Linked DNA regions of Homo sapiens: region 1 is linked to region 2. Evidence: chromatin contacts called from ENCODE Hi-C or POLR2A ChIA-PET data. All regions are on one chromosome and are shown on one strand. Each heading gives the region's core, a stretch centred on a gene start or an enhancer-like site at or near the end of the contact. The rest is flanking DNA. Distances are from core to core; before and after follow the strand shown. Region 1 overlaps TMEM8B (transmembrane protein 8B). Region 2 has its middle 15 kb from the start of SIT1.

What was found. Hi-C counts contacts between places; a loop is a spot of excess contacts on that map. ChIA-PET counts read pairs that join two places held with the same protein, here RNA polymerase II (POLR2A). Pooled maps may share reads with other maps.
Region 1: a pooled map shows a loop between it and region 2 (2.9-fold over the local background). The contact joins two enhancer-like sites. A Hi-C loop is called at or near these places in 4 of 50 pooled maps. POLR2A ChIA-PET finds 5 or more read pairs at or near these places in 2 of 52 experiments (CD4-positive, alpha-beta T cell and naive thymus-derived CD8-positive, alpha-beta T cell).

Annotation. Positions count from the first base shown.
Region 1 is chr9:35,846,067-35,851,483 of GRCh38, forward strand. TMEM8B (transmembrane protein 8B) reads left to right here. Exons shown (of 13, transcript NM_001042590.4): 7 at 1-2; 8 at 192-315; 9 at 403-545; 10 at 751-929. Among named protein-coding and RNA genes, the nearest start is that of TMEM8B, 20 kb to the left of the region's middle. RefSeq lists enhancers at 310-1,185, 1,979-2,118, 2,309-2,378, 2,409-2,528. Within about 2 kb of position 2,210, at least 7 of the 41 ENCODE cell types and tissues checked have a DNase peak (open chromatin) inside an H3K27ac peak, as active enhancers do.
Region 2 is chr9:35,633,232-35,639,109 of GRCh38, forward strand. It overlaps a transcript of CD72 not described here. Among named protein-coding and RNA genes, the nearest start is that of SIT1, 15 kb to the right of the region's middle. Within about 2 kb of position 1,505, at least 2 of the 41 ENCODE cell types and tissues checked have a DNase peak (open chromatin) inside an H3K27ac peak, as active enhancers do.

The DNA.
Region 1 (5,417 bases), core at 960-3,459, 210 kb after region 2:
AGGTGAGGTGAGGAATGGGGGAGGAGAGGAAGCTGCAGTGTGGGGGTGGTGGTGGCGGGCAGAGGTGAAGGTGGGGAGGGATGGAATGGAGGAATGATAGGCTAGGGTTCCGGGAAGTGGGAGCAGGTGGGTGAGGGTTCTTGGGTTCTGACCCCTCCTCCCTCTCACTGACTCCTTCCTTCTCCCTTCAGAGTCCCTGGCCGGCTTCCTCCTCTCTGTCAGTGCCACCACCAGGGTTGCCAGGCTGCGAATCCCATTCCCGCAGACGGGGACCTGGTTCCTGGCCCTCCGCTCCCTGTGCGGGGTGGGGCCTCGGTGAGCGGTGCGGGGCGGGGCCAGGGCTGGGACCGGGACTTGGCGGGGGTGGCCCGGGGCCCCAGGTGACTGCGAGTTTGTGCGCAGGTTCGTGCGGTGCCGCAACGCGACGGCCGAGGTGCGGATGCGCACCTTCCTGTCCCCATGCGTGGACGACTGCGGGCCCTACGGCCAGTGCAAGCTGCTGCGCACACACAATTATCTGTACGCAGCCTGCGAGTGCAAGGCCGGTGAGCAGGCTGGCGAGGGAGCGGGCTGCGGTGGACTGGAGGTGGACCTGCTGGGCCTGTGGGCAGGCGGCGGGAGTAGGGGAGTGCGCAGCCTGAATTGGGGACGGGTTTGGCAGAGCCGGGGTGAGACCACCCTCCACAAGCTGTGGCGTAGGCCCATAGCTGCCGTCTGTTCTCTTCCATTCTGTGCCTTCCCCACCCGCAGGGTGGAGAGGCTGGGGCTGCACCGACAGTGCAGATGCGCTCACCTATGGATTCCAGCTGCTGTCCACACTCCTGCTCTGCCTGAGCAACCTCATGTTTCTGCCACCTGTGGTCCTGGCCATTCGGAGTCGATATGTGCTGGAAGCTGCAGTCTACACCTTCACCATGTTCTTCTCCACGGTATGCGGTGGTGTCTGCATCTTATCACTGGGTGCTTGTGCATGGTGGTGGGTCACAGTCTGTATTTCCACCACGTTCTCCGAGGGTTTGGGAATGTCTGTGCCTTCACTGTGTCTTCTACAGACAGAGACAGCAGTGCTTCCCAAACTGTCATGCATAGATAATGGTCATTTTTGTAAGACACATTGGAGTAAATGAACAAAACTGTTTGCAACTTAATAAAGTAAGTTTGGGCCTCCAGCTGTTCCACACTCTGTCCACCCTGAGGGCTGAGGGGACCTTTACTCAAATCATGGGCCAAGAAACTGGCCTAAAGTATGGATTTGTGTCTGCACAGTCACCATGTTCTCTGTATGGGGGCAGGAAATCTATGCTTTCCCCCACACCTCTGCACACAGTGTCTTCATCTTCACCACATTCTTCCATGATATGAGAGCTAGCTAGCTACTCTGAGCTCCCCTTCTCCGTCGCACTGGGGACCTGCACATCGTTAGCACGTTCGTTCCTGTGGTCTGAAATGGCGTTCCCATTCAGTCACCATGCCACCTTGATTTCTCATGAGAACTTTGGAAAGATAGAGGGGATCTCTCTATTGGGGGATTATAGGACAATCTGACTCTCAGAGTCCTGAGAAGCTTTACAGACTCAACTATGTCCTGAGGCATTGTCGGAAGTGGCAGTGTCATATCACATCCCAGCTCAAAGGAGTGCATTTTGATGAAGATTAATATAGTTTAAAACCCCTCCATTCCCATTGCAGAATTGCCACAATCTCTTTCCTGTGTTTTCCTCACTCCTCCATAATCAGAAAAGTTCATTATAAGCAAGCGTCCAGAAACTATAAGGAAAGGTAGAGAAGTGAGCCTGCTAATGTTACTTAACCCCCAAGTAGACTTTTTACCCCTGAAGTGTCACATCTGGGAATCTTTTCAACTCATCTCTAGGCTCTTGGCACCATGTGACATGCATGTGAGCACTGCAAAAACTCTTAGATGGTTTCAGACTGCTCAGGCCTTGTCAGCAAGGATATCACAGAAAGCAAGACAGGCCTTCCTGGCATCCTGCATTACTAGGTCAGACATATGTCTAAATTAGAAAAATCATAGTTCTCATCTGGGAGAAAGCAGGGGCAAATGTGCTGAAACTGAGGGGCCTGGGTCCTCCTGGAGATTCATCCAGAGATGAGGAAGAAGAGTCTGCAACCATGCTGCAGAGAGAGATCTTGGCCCTTTAAGCTGGGTGAGAAGCATATACCCCAGTTTTGCTTGATTGGCCCCTTTTTAGGCCTGCCCCCACAGTGCCTCATTCTATTTTTATGTTAGACACTGTTTCTCTTTCGTATTGCCAGATGCCCTTTCTACTGTGGCTCACCAAATCCTCCAGCAACAGCTGTTCTACCAGCCCACTCTCGGCTACATGCAGATCGAATGTGATTCATAATTAGTAAGAATACCTAAGTGTGTCAGGAGCCTGAAGCATGTAGGGAGAGCATATTCACTCTCTGGACTTGACACAAGTATCCTGATTGGCTCCAGAGTGTTCAGTGCTAGATGACTCTTCCTTATCTGGATACAGTGGCTGTCAGCCTGAAAAGACCTTCCCTGTAGCAGGAGTACTAGGAGAGCCTCAAGTGCCTGGCACCACATAAAAAGCTCCCGGTTTCTTTCTTTGTTTTTTTTCTTTTTTTTTTTTTTTTTGAGACAGAGTCTTGCTGTGTTGCCCAGGCTGGAGTGCAGTGGCGCGATCTTAGCTCACTGCAACCTCCGCCTCCCAGGTTCAAGCGATTCTCCTGCCTCAGCCTCCTGAGTAGCTGGGACTACAGGCGCATGCCACCACACCTAGCTAATTTTTGTATTTTTAGTAGAGACAGGATTTCACCATGTTGGCCAAGTTGGTCTCGATCTCCTGACCTCGTGAACCACCCACCTTGGCCTCCCAAAGTGCTGGGATTACTGGTGTGAGCCACTGCGCCGGGCCAAAATCTCACATTTTCTTAAATAAGGCAATAAGGAAAAGCTACTGGCTTTGAGTTGTTGCCTAAAGTCCTGCTCTCACTCCTGTTCTTTTCCACATGGGCCAGAACATAAAACTATGTTTTCTGTTTTCCCTGCAGGTTCTCTGTGGTCCCTCCTTGCCATTCGTAGACTTATTTCATTCTGCAGCAGTGTCCATTTAAGGACCCATTGGTCAAATTGCAGTTGTCAGTACTAGGACAGGAGATAACAGTCCTCTTCCTTGTCTTCAAATAATCCAGGACAGTCTACACTTGGGAGTAGTAATCCATTCTTATCTGGAACATAGGAGCAGACAGTAGGTTTATAATTCAGGAGTTTACAGATGTAAAATATGTTTTGAAAAAACAAAAACAGGCCACAAACTTAGCATTTGATTTTTGTATATAGGCAAACAATTCAGATAATGATTACAACAAAATGACATACACTGAATATGTGCTGTTTCAGACACTGCTAATTTAATCCTCACAATAGTACTGTTATAGTTGATACATGCTTTTATTCTTGTCATCCTTTTTTTGTAGATAAGGGAAAGTTAAATATTTTGCCTGAGGTAGAAGGTGAGTATCTACCTTAGAATCTGGGTGAGCCTGACTCCAGATCCCTCACATGTAACAGATGATATTGCTCCCTTTGCACCAGGGCAGTGAGCATGCATTGATATGCTTTTAACCCAACTTCAGTTTCTCTTAAGTCCTGGAGTATGTAGAAAAAGGCATGGCCCCAGTTTAGTAGTTCTCACCAAATTCTTAAAAGATAAGAGCCGATCAAGAGATCTGAAAATACAACTAAGCCAAATATAAGAAACCATCAGGACAAAGATATCAAACATTTTAATTGTGCAACTTGAACCCGTACTGTTCAAACTGTGTATCCATCACAGTGCTCCTTGAATCCTTGTAATTAGATCTCAGAAGACCCAGACAGAGCTGGCATTCTGGGGCTGTGCAGGTGTCCTTGCTGATTGCTGGCATCCTGGCTACAAGCCCACCTTCTCATTACGCCTTATATCCCTCAGACCATCCCAGGTCATTCTCACTGTCTCTTGGCAAAATCCCATAACTGTTTCCAAGAGAAAATGAAAGCAGAAAACAGGAAATAAGGGAGTAACAGCAAGTTCCATTATATTCCAATCTGGGCATGGATTAACTACGTTTGCGTTTATAGTCCACATTCTGCAGTGCCTGGATAGCCCATTTTGGAGCATTAGATGCACTGTTACAAAAATGTAAAATTCCACAGAAAAAAAACCTTGCAGGATAATTTCCCTACATTGCTTCATAAATAATGGCCAAAGCTGAGAAAGTTATCAACTTAGATTAGAATTATATTAATAGAAGTCAGTTTGTAGTCTAATTTTTTTTTCTTAAATTCCCTGATTTTTCTATGTCACTTCTACTTCTTTTTATTGCTGTTGACAAAAGGAATGCCAATCTAAAAATTAGTCCACGGTTTTTAGTGGACTAATTCCCTCACACTACAATTTTAATTTAACTCTACCCCTGTGGATTTTTCACAACCTTAAACAATCTCTTTGACCTTTTAGTATACCTGGAAAATAATTAGTCGTAAAATATTAGTGAAATGATTTCTTCAAATCCTCTCCACTCTAGAGATAATATCTCCATTTTTCTTTATTCTTCTTTTAGTGCAAATTCCTAGGAGAAAGTCAGCCCTCAATTATTCCCCTAGATGTGTCTTCAATGTTTAGTGATTCAGCTTTGCCTTTTTTCTGCTGATATATATCTTCCTTTGTCTGAAATATAGTACAAATCTCTCTCCCAGAAACTTCTGGGTATTTCTTTCTATATACTTGAAAGTGAAGCATATGGAGCCAGTGCTTGGTTAAGGCTGGATGTAAAATTAGTTCTTTAAAATAAAATCCAAGTCATAAAACAGTATTGGGTAATTTAGTGGCCTATAGTACTTATGTCTGGTCTTGGAGGCAAAGAATAATCAATTTCCTATAGCTAAAATAGAAAAAGACCAATATATTGATTTGTTTAGGAACTAAATTAACTCCCAATGAATCAGCACATACAAATAGTTGAAAAATAAACCAGTCTCTTAGGTGTATTCAAACATTAATTACTTAACCATTTTTATTTATTTATTTATTTTTGAGGGTCTCGTTCTGTCACCCAGGGCAGAGTGCAGTGGCATGATCACAGCTCAGTGCAGTCTTGACCTGGGCTCAAGCAATCCTCCCACCTCAGCCCCTTCTGCCCCCCACCCCCGCCAATTCCCTGTTCCCCACCAAGTAGCTGGGACTATAGGCACACGCTACCGTGCCCAGCTAATTTTTGTGTGTTTTGTAGAGATGGGGGTTTCACCATGTCGCCCAGGCTGGTCTTTAACTCCTGGGCTCAAGTGATCTGCCCACCTCATCCTCCCAAAGTGCTGGGATTAACAGGCGTGAGCCACTGCACCCAACCTAAAAAAATTCATTCTAATGTTGATATGGACCTACATG
Region 2 (5,878 bases), core at 255-2,754:
GTGCCTGGGCCTTCTTAGTATTTTTGTTTTTTGTTTTTTTTTTTTCATTTCATTAGTGTTAGCTTTAGTTATTATTTTCTGATTTGATTTCTTTTCTTATTCTTTTCATAATTTCTTGAAATAAGTGCTCCCTTTATTTTTCCTGTGCGTGTGTTGTTTAAAGCTTGCTATCTTTTTGACAGTATAATATATGATACAGGGTAATTGAGAGAGTTTCTCATGTTACGCTGTTTTCTCATTTCACATTTTTATTTTGTGAACATAGTATTTTCATTCTTTTTTTAAAAACCAGTTTTATTGCATTGTAATTTATATACAACAAATTGATCCATTTTAAGTGTACAATCCTATGAGTTTTGACAAGTGTATTCAGTTGTGTAATTACCACCACAATTAAGATACAAAACCTTCCTATCTCTCCCAAAATCCTCCTATCCCTTTGCAGGAAGTCTTCTCCCACCTCCCCCAGCCCGTAACTTAAATTTCTCTTGTTTGATATCAGTACAGATGTTCCTTGACTTAGGATGGGACTACGTTCCGAAAAACCCATCATAAGTAGAAAGTAATGTTAGTCGAAAATGCATTTAATACCCTGATAAACCCATCGTAAAGTCAAAGAATCCTAAGTTAAACCATTGTTAAGTCGGGGATTGTCTGTATATAGCCTCTGGTTTTTAAAATAATATTTAATATTTGCCTGGTATCTCTTTCCATGTCTTTATTTTAAAACTTTATCACTTTAAGTGTGTTTCTCTTAAGTAATGTGTGCCTAAATTTGATTTATAACAAAATCTGACAGTCTTTTAATGGTAGATTTCAGTCCGCTTTTATTTACTGTAATGAGTGATGTATTTGATTTTCTTATTTCCATCTTACTTGTTTTAAAGTTTTTTTATATTGTTGTTAACTCTTCTTTTTTTTAATCTTTGCTAGATTAAATAAATTACTACTCATTCAATTTTTCTCCTCATTAATTTGGAGTTTGTCATTCTATTAATAGTTACCATCCCTGTCCCTGCTCTCAGATAGATACACATGACTTTTCTAGTGTATGAAAACAACAGCTACTATTTCCAGAATACTTTAATTACCTTCTATTTCCTCCCCATCCCAATAAAATGTAATCTTTTTTATTTTTGAGACAGAGTCTCACTCTTGTTCCCCAGGCTGGAGTACAGTGGCACGATCTTGGCTCACTGCAACTTCCACCTCCTGGGTTCAAGCGATTCTCCTGCCTCAGCCTCCCAAGTAGCTGGGATTACAGGAGCCCGCCACCAGGCCCAGCTAATTTTTGTATTTTTAGTAGAGACAGGGTTTCGCCATGTTGGCCAGGCTGGTTTTGAACTCCTGACCTCAGGTGATCCGCCCACCTCGGCCTCCGAAAGTGCTGGGATTACAGGCGTGAGCCACCGCGGCTGGCCAAAATGTGACCTTTAGATTACTTTCACTTCCCTTCCTTTCTCCCATTTTTCCTCCCCACCTCTCCCTGCCTTAGACTTCTGGAACACTTTTACCTTCCCCTTATCCCCACCGCCTGACTCCACAGTTTTAATGAGATAATTTAGTCCTTATTAGAATTTCCCTTATAGTGTGTTCCATCTGTTTCAAGAGTCCTTATTTAGCATATATGTTACACCTCATAAACAGACATGGTTCGTTGCTCCCCACTGGTTTCTTGCTTCTTCTCTTCCCCTGTCTTGAAGTCTGTGTTAGGATTCATTTGTTGTTTATTAGAGTCTCTTCTCAAAAGTATTTCTCAGATGAGGTACTCAGTGATTTTTGCAAATCTTTTTTTCTTCCTTGGCTGGGTATAGGTTGCAGGCCTTTTCTTTCATTAGCCCACATTCCATCTGGGGGTCTTTTAACTTTCAGGGTTGCAGATGAGAAAAAATAACTTGCTTTCTGCCTTAAAGTATGTAAGATTTCCTATATTCTTAGAGTTTTGGAATTTTTGCCTATATGTAGCTGAGTGTGTGTCTTTTCGTTTCAATTGGAGCTGGAATCATTCTTTCTTCAGCTTAGAGAAATTTCATCTATTATTTAATTATGATCTCTCCTCTCTTGTTCCTTTTTCTCCTGGAACCCACAGCATTTGCAGGTTAAGTCTACTCTATCTGTTCCAGGCTTCTACCTTCTACCACATATTTGCAATTCTATATTTTTGTGCTAGATTTTGAGACTTTTTTTCTATTTAATTTTCTAGACCTATTTTGGGGTTTCAGCAATGACTGTCCTCTCCTTTGATTTATCAATGGAAATTTTTAGTTCTGAGATCACATTTTCTAGTTCAAGGAAATCTTTTGTGTTTGAGCTTCACACATATCTCTTCCAGGCTCTCATTTTTTCTGTCAGGGATTCAGCTGTCTCTGCCAGCAGGTTCCTCTGCCCTCTGGTTTTTCTGCATTCTCCCAGCCTCAAGGGCTGAGAAATTAAATCCACCATTAGTTTTGCTGGTAGTTAAGACCCAGAAGAGTCATGATTGTCCTTGGGAAGCAGGCTGTCTCTGAGACTTGCTTTCTTCCTGAAAGTCCTTGCTTTTGGCTCTGAGGCTGTTTTCCAGAACTTGTCTATAAGGAATTCTCTCTGCTTGGAGCCCAGAGGAGCCCACTTAAAGTTTGTCACCTATAGCTGGAGTTGTCAGAGGGGGTGTGGAATGGAGAACCTCACTAGAGTTTCCTAGAATTCTCTTGCTCTAAGAGGTCTAAGTATCACTATTAACAAATAAAAAGTCACCAAAACACTTAAAGCCAGGAAGTGTTGAAAGTAGTTACCTCTGGGAACTATGACTGGGAGTAGGAATTGGAATTGGGGGAGAGAGGTTTTTACTTTTATTTTTTCCCCTATGCTAGGATTTCTCACCCTCAGCACTATAAATTTTGGGTGAGAAATTCCTTATTGTGAGTAGCTGACCTGAGTTTTGTAGGTTGTTTAACAGCATCCTTGACCTCTTTCCACTACCACCCCCTCCCCAGTTGTGAAAACCAAAAATGTTTCCAGACATGCCCTAAATGTTTCCTGCAGGGGGTGGGGGCAAAGTCACCCCTGGTTGAGAACCACTGTTGTGTAGCCTTTGGTTCTATTTGACTTTTTTTTTAACCACGTGCACATTATTTCTATAATTAAACATTTAACTGAGGTCACAAGACCGAAGAGGAAATATGAAGCTGTTATAAGGAACCAGAACAACTAAGTAGAGAATATACAGTAAAGGATAGGGAAGCAAGTTAGCAAAGTGGGAAGAAATGGAATATAAATAAAAGAAGTAGAAATGAAGAAATGAGAATCACTTAAATCTGTTCCCTCCTTGTAACAAAACCAAGCTGGAAGTTTAAACCCATCTTTGAGAGACTGCAGAGCAGGGCCAAAGATGGAGAGACCCTGGCCACATCGCTTCCAAAGACCCTCTTCACCTATAAGTAATTTCTTAAGAACTTTCTGGCCGGGCGCAGTGCCTCACGCCTGTAATCCCAGTACTTTGGGAGGCCTAGGCGGGTGGATCACGAGGTCAGAAATGAAGAGAGTATCTGAGTCTTGGAACTAGAGGAGCAGGATCCTGAAGTCCCACATAGTCCTGTCACTGAGGTCCCTGTCAGGCCTCTGAGCCCAAGAAAAGCCATTATATCCCCTGTGACCTGCACGGATACATCCAGATGGCCTGAAGCAACTGAAGATCCACAAAAGAAGTTAAAATAGCCAGTTCCTGCCTTAACTGATAACATTCCACCATTGTGATTTGTTTCTGCCCCACCCTAACTGATCAATTGACTTTGTGACAATACACCCTCCCCACCCTTGCGATAAGTACTTTGTGATATTCCCCCACCCTTGTGAATGTACTTTGTACGATACACCCTCCCCACCCTTAAGAAGGTACTTTGTAATATTCTCCCCACGCTTGAGAACGTACTTTGTAAGAAGATCTACCCCCTGCCCGCAAAAAATTGCTCCTAACTCTATCGCCTATCCCAAAACTATAAAAACTAATGATAATCCCATCACCCTTTGCTGACTCTCTATTCGGACTCAGCCCGCCTGCACCCAGGTGAAATAAACAGCCTTATTGCTCACACAAAGCCTGTTTGGTGGTCTCTTCACACAGACGTGCATGGCATTTGGTGCTGAAGACCCGGGACAGGAGGACTCCTTCGGGAGGCGGGTCCCCTGTCCTCGCCCTAACTCTGTGAGGAGATCCACCTACAACCTCGGGTCCTCAGACCAACCAGCCCAAGGAACATCTCACCAATTTCAAATTGGGTAAGCGGTCTTTTCACTCTCTTCTCCAGCCTCTCTTGCTACCCTTCAATCTCCCTCTCTTGCTACCCTTCAATCTCCCTGTCCTTCCAATTCCAGTTCTTTTTCCTCTCTAGTAGAGACAAAGGAGACACATTTTATCTGTGGACCCAAAACTCCGGCGCTGGTCATGGACTCAGGAAGACAGCCTTCCCTTGGTGTCTAATCACTGCGGGGATGCCTGCCTGATTATTCACCCACATTTCATTGGTGTCTGATCACCACGGGGATGCCTGCCTTGGTCATTCACCCACATTCCCTTGGTGGCAAGTCAATTGTGGGGACGCCTGCTTTGGCTGCTCACCCACATTGCAGCCCAGGGCTGCTCATCACCCCCTGCTCCGTGTCTCTACCTTTCTCTTTAAACTTACCTCCTTCACTATGGGCAACCTTCCACCCTCGATTCCCCCATCTTTTCCCTTAGCCTGTGTTCTTGAAAACCCCTTCAACTCACACCTGACCTAAAACCTAAATGCCTTATTTTCTTCTGCAATACCACTTGGCCCCAATACAAACTCGAAAATAGTTCCAAGTGGCCAGAGAACGGCACTGTCAATTTGTCTATCCTACAAGACCTAGATAATTTTTGTCGAAAAATGGGCAAATGGTCGGAGGTGCCGTACATCCGGGCGTCTTTCACACTTCATTCTCTCCCTAGTCTCTGTTCCCAATGCGACTTGTCCCAAATCCTCCTTCTTTCCCTCCCACCTGTCCCTTCAGTCCCAACCCCAAGTGTTGCTGGGTCTTTTGAATCTTCCTTTTCTACCGACCCATCTGACCTCTCCCCTCCTCCCCAGACTGCTCCTCCTCAGGTCGCTCCCCACCAGGCTGAATCAGGCTCCAGCTCCTCTTCAGCCTCCGCTCCCCCACCCTATAACCCTTCTATCACCTCCCCTCCTCACACCCAGTCTGGCTTACAGTTTTGTTCTGCGACTAGCTCTCCCCCACCTGCCCAACAATTTCCTCTTAGAGAAGTGGCTGGAGCTGAAGGCATAGTCTGGGTACATGCGCCTTTTTCTGTATCAGACTTTTCCCAAATCAGCCAGTGTTTGGGCTCTTTCTCATCAGACCCCGCTAAATATATACAGGAATTCCGATATCTAACTCTGTCCTGCAAGTTAACCTGCAGTGACTTAAATGTCATCCTGACTTCCACCCTCTCCCCAGATGAACAGGAAAGAGTTTTTTCTCTAGCCCAGTCTCACGCTGACAACCGCTGGCTTCATGAGCCAGGCCTCCAGGAAGGCATCAGAGCAGTTCCCCGAGAGGACCCCCAAAGGAACTATCAGGCAGATTCCCCAGGTATAGCTAGGCGAGATTACATGATTTCCTGCCTAGTTGAAGGGCTTAAAAAGGCAGCACACAAAGCTGTTAATTCTGACAAGCTAAAGGAAACTACCCAAGGTAAAGGCGAAAACCCAGCCCAGTTCCTGGCCCGCTTGGCAGCAACCCTTAGACGCTTTACCGCCCTAGACCCAGAGGGGCCGGAAGGCCGCCTTATTCTTTTTTTTTTTTTTTAGATGTATTTTACTTTTATTTTTTTAATCTTTGGGCACAAAGATTTGACACATTATTTCAAAAGAATACA